Linked DNA regions of Homo sapiens: region 2 is linked to region 1. Evidence: read pairs that join two places in POLR2A ChIA-PET (ENCODE). Cell type or tissue: PC-3. All regions are shown on one strand. Region 1 overlaps SH3KBP1 (SH3 domain containing kinase binding protein 1). Region 2 overlaps SH3KBP1 (SH3 domain containing kinase binding protein 1).

What was found. ChIA-PET counts read pairs that join two places held together with the same protein. Peaks named below come from ENCODE experiments on the same cell type or tissue, not always from the same donor. Only the 100,000 strongest peaks of a DNase experiment are listed, where the experiment ranks them.
Region 2: POLR2A ChIA-PET joins it to region 1 with 10 read pairs; 2 of 35 experiments call an interaction of 5 or more read pairs at or near these places.

What each region holds. Positions count from the first base shown.
Region 1 is chrX:19,750,011-19,752,510 of GRCh38, reverse strand. The region is part of intron 2 of SH3KBP1 (SH3 domain containing kinase binding protein 1); the gene reads left to right. Among named protein-coding and RNA genes, the nearest start is that of SH3KBP1, 140 kb to the left of the region's middle. In PC-3, no CTCF peak of the experiment used is centred here; no DNase peak of the experiment used is centred here.
Region 2 is chrX:19,602,273-19,604,772 of GRCh38, reverse strand. All of the region lies in intron 9 of SH3KBP1 (SH3 domain containing kinase binding protein 1), which reads left to right. Among named protein-coding and RNA genes, the nearest start is that of MAP3K15, 88 kb to the right of the region's middle. In PC-3, no CTCF peak of the experiment used is centred here; a DNase peak (open chromatin) is centred at 1,322; H3K27ac peaks cover 1,043 bases.

The DNA of each region.
Region 1 (2,500 bases):
AATTGGAATCATACAGTACATCATCTTTTATGTCTGGCTTCTGTCATTCAACATTATGACTGTGAATTTCATCTGTGTTATGTATAGTTCTTTTTAAAATAGTATTTGCTATTTAATAATGAGAGTAGATAATCAATTTGTATACTACTCTCTAATTCACTCTTTGATCCTGAAGACACCTCTCGGATGGTGTGTTTGTTGTTAGACCTCTTTTACAGATGACAGAAGGGCTGCATAGAGACTTTAAGTGTTGCCCCCAAGGTCACACCTCAGATAAATGATGACGTCAGTACTAGTTCTGGTTTTCTGATGCACAGCATCATTCTCCATTCATCGTGAAGCCTGTGCCTTAAACTGTGTTATGAATGGTGAAAGAAGTAAAGGATGAAAGGAGGGAGGGGCCCCCAAACTGATCATATTTTGGTATTTTACTGTGTAGTATTTTGGTTACAGACTGACCAGTTAATTTAAAGGAGTTAACACTGAACCCAGCCAACTCACCAGTACCTGTAAAGTATGAAACGGATGGTGAGGGAGAAGAGAAAAGAGGTAGCCAACTTGGCTCAGCAGCCAGCCAGATCCAGGCAACGCAGCTTATCAGAAAGCAGACCATCCTAGCATAGCTCGCAGTTGCATGCACATCATCTGTTTGCCCGGTGAGGCTGCTGTTTGCAGGCCGCTGAATGTGTCGTGAATTTTTGCCAGAGTGGCATTATTCTGGCTTTTTGGTCTCTGAATGTGGGTGAGCCATCCCAGGCTCTGTTTGGTACAGTGCTTTTGGGAAGGGAATGGTGTGAGTTCTCTTCCTTTTCTCAAGTGGTCCTTGTGACACAGCTGAAGCGTCCTTTGCAGCATTGATACCTTATTGATGGCCTCGGTTTTATTGTACATGCTGAGTTTCCATTGTAAAGAGATCAGATCTGAGATAAAGAGAAGCTGGGTTTCCTTTGCTTTCTGAAGAGGTTTGCTGATACCCTGTCTGTTCTATATTGTCTTTAAGCAAGCAAAATCATTGCTGATTTATATATGTGGGCAGTTATGTATGCATTTCCATGAGCCCTCATGGCCTGTAATTCTGGTCCAGGGTGTGGCCTCTACTACTGAGATTATAGGACCCAGGTTCTTAACAAATGGCAAAAAAACACGGGCCTGATGGTCAGAAAGTTGCAATTAAAGACGGGGGTCTAGGAACCCCCAGTCCCAGGAAATCCAGAGTCCCATGACCTGGATCAGAACCTCGGAGAGCTCCAGGTACTTGGCTGTTGGCAGATATACAGAGGCAGGAGTTGCTCTAGTTCCAAGCCAACCCTCCTCTGCAGGAAGGAGCTCTTCTATGTGGATGGATAATAAGGGACTTCAAAGATTTGGGCCTCAATAGTCTTGGGCTTTATAGGTAAGGTGATCTGTTACATCACTTAACTGTGGAGGGAAGCTAAGGTTTCCACTGGAGCCACAGGCTGAGTGGTTTTGAGTCTCCCTCCTATAGTCATGCCACTGGTTCTTCTTAGGAGGTGAGATGTACTAGGAGAGCTCTGCCTAGAAGGCTCAGAGTTTGGTTTCATGGCCAGCTCTGCCCCTTGCTAGCTTTGTGGCCTTCATCTGATCTTGCATCTTCTCTGACTGGGTCTCACTATTCTTATGTATAAAAATATATGTTTGGCAAAATCAGTTGTTTTTTTTTTTCCTGACAGTGTTGTTGTTAGGAACAAGTGAAAAAATAGCTGCTAAAGCACTTTAATTTATAAGCCTTTGCCAGTGTACAGTTGTATCATTGCTAGCATCATCACCTATTTTTAGAGCCTGTGGATAGGAATCCATGACGTCAGGATTCTGTGAACATAAGGTGTTGTCCAAGCAGTGCACCATCCCCCAACTTATATTTGCATGGTAATTGGTTCTGTGGGGTCAGCATGCATGTCACATATTTTTAGTCAGAAGCAAGTACACAGAGACTTGTGGTTTGCTGTTCAATTTGAAAAGTGTTTGAATGAAAGCTTGTCCTGTGGTCTTTTGGAAGTAACTGGAGATTTCTGTAGGGACTGACAAGAACAACAGACGTTTGAGTGTCCATTTTGCAGAGGCTAAACTGGGAGGGGAGAGATTGTAGGCAGGAAGACATGATTATAATCCAGGCAGTACTCCAGGAAACAGTGGTTAAGAGATGAGCTCTCGCCTGTAATCCCAGCATTTTGGGAGGCCAAGGTGGGCGGATTACTTGAGGTCAGGAGCTTGAGACCAGTCTGGCCAACATGGCGAAACTCTGCCTCTACTAAAAAACACAAAAATTAGCCGGGTGAGGTGGCACGTGCCTGTAATCCCAGCTATTCGGGAGGCTGAGACATGACCATTGCCTGAACCCGGAAGTGGAGGTTGCAGTGAACTGAGATCACGCCATTGTACTCCAGCCTGGGCAACAGAGTGAGACTGTCTCAAAAGAAAAAAAAAATGAGAGAGATGAGCTCTGAAGCTAGACAGGTTGAGTTCCAATCCTGGCTCCTAC
Region 2 (2,500 bases), 150 kb after region 1:
CATCTTCACATTGGTTGTTATACCAGCCTTTATTGCTGCACCCAGAGTATTGGTGAGTTGGTGACAATGCGACTGGAGATAGGGCTGTCATTTGCTGCGCTGAGGGTGTGAAGATGATTAGAATCATTAACACGAAGGCACTATGTGAATGCTAGAGTCTGAAACGTTCTGCCACTGGTGTCAGCAGATGTCATCTTGTCTTGCCAGTGACTGGGGTTACAATCATTCACCCAGAAAAGAGGACGATCTGTGATGATTAGGGTAGACAGAAGCAAACGGCATTTATTCAACAGCAGGCCTCTTGACTCCGTAGGCATCCGCAGAGCATTCTGATAAGGCTGACATATTTTCTGCTGGGGTGTGAATTCAGGTAGTTACTACAAGGCCTTTTGGAATTCCTGGCCATCTTTCTTTCGGAGAGTGCTTAGTGGATTCTCCCTCACCAGGGTAACAAATGCTTTGGGGTTTTTCCTCAAGATATTCCAGAAGAGCATCCGTTGATCTCTTGGTGCATATTTTAGAGCAATTATGTAAGCTATTTATAAGAGAACCTAGATTCAATGGCTGTCTGTTTATTTTTGGCCTTGACAGTAAAATTGAATACCAGAACGGAAAGATTAAATATTCTGAGAACTCTAATGAAGCAGTGTGTGTGCTGTGTCATTGTTACAGAAGGCTAACGGGGAACTTAGACTCTCAAAAACAGCAGAAACAACTGCTCACTGTCATTAAAAAAAGAACAAAATTAGAATAGGTATTTTGAAAGATAGTGTTATTTAAGAAAGTGGCCAGTGTGGTGGTTCATGCCTGTAATCCCAGCGCTTTAGGAGGCCAAGGTGGGAGGATTGCTTGAGCCTAGGAGTTTGAGACCAACCTGGGCAACATAGCAAGACCCAATCTCTACAAAAATAAGAAAAATTAGCTGGACATGGTGGTACATGCCTGGAGTCCCAGCTATTCAGGAGGCTGAGTTTGGGGGATCGCTTGGGCCCAGAAGTTTGAGGCTGCAGTGTGCTGTGATCATGCCAGTGCACTCCAGCCTGGGCAACAGAGCGAGACCCTGTCTCAAAAAAAAAGTAAATCTCAGGCTCCAGTTCTTTTAAGAGAAACTGTTCAAATCACCAGAAGATATTACTGATCTACCATGCATTTATTTGGAGGGCTCTTCAGTGTTAGTGCAAGTCAAGAATGATGGCATTGCTAAGATTCCCATAGGCGTTTCCCTAATGAATGCTCCCCAGTGGGAGCTCAGCCTCAGGGACTCAGAAACCTGCCCTCGAAGATGTCCCTGTGAGTATGATGCAGGCTCGCCTTTGCTGAGTCACAGAGACTTAATCAGGTAGCAGGCAGCCAGCTTACTCATCACAACAAGAACTCAGATGTCAGCCAGTCTGGAACGCAGAGGTCTGCCTGCCCCGGTCATTTTGTCCCCTATGGGTCTGATTCCTTAGAAGCCGGGTTCCACCAGAAGCCACGTTTATCCGGTGCTTTCCGGGAGGGCAAGGAATCAAAACAAGAGGAGTTTGTTGTTCTTACCAAGGGTCTGGCAGGTATCACTTGAGGCTCCTTCATGCACCAAAGGGAAAGATCTGCCAAGGGAACCATGTGTTGAAGTCAACTAAGCCTTGATGATACTTCTAAGAGCACTGCACCACTGCCTTCGGCCTCCATTTGTCTTTGTTTTCATGACTGACTGGACCCTTCCTGTTCACATCAATCTCCAGACACATTGTGATGCAATCAGTTAGATTTCCCACTTTCTCCATTATAATCATGTGCCAACCCACCCTCTTACGATTTTTTTTAGCACAAGTTTTGCAGGTTCCAAACTTTTGCAAGAAAGGAAGTCTCTTGCTCGATTCCCACAATGGCCGAATTTTGCTGGTTTAACTCTACCTTCCCTATACCAAATTCGTAGGAGGCCCCTCACCTTACTTAGCCTCCATCTTCTGACAACTCAGTCCGTAAAATCTGTTCTTAGTCAACATTTTCTTTATTATTCATCATGTCCTTTAGCCTTTAGCCCTGGCCCTAATTTTTATTTAGAATCATCTTAAAAGACATCTTGTTTGAAAACGTGGCATCTATAACAAGAACTGTTGTTTTTCTAGTTTCTGAAGATGCCCGATAATTTCCCTATTTTTTAGCCTTCCAAAAGAAAGAAATATGTGCTTCTAATAAGCAGCCTTATGAAAAAAATTTACCTAAACATTATCTGTCTTGAACATTTAGTTTCATGGGTGGTTTCACATGCAAAGAAATGGGGTTTGTCAAGGAGTTAATGTCATCTGAGTATGGCCTATTGACTCAGCCCCAGTGGACTTTCTCAAAGCCACCCAGATGGTATTCCCTCTCCCTTCTCCAGCTGTACTTACAGCCTGTAGTCTTTGAAGGCAGAGCCCATGTCCCAAGCTTCTCCTTCATGGGGCCTTACAGCATGCATGGTACATGGTTGCTGGTGAAGAACCCATGGTCCTTTAGTTGGTTGGTGCCAGAGTGT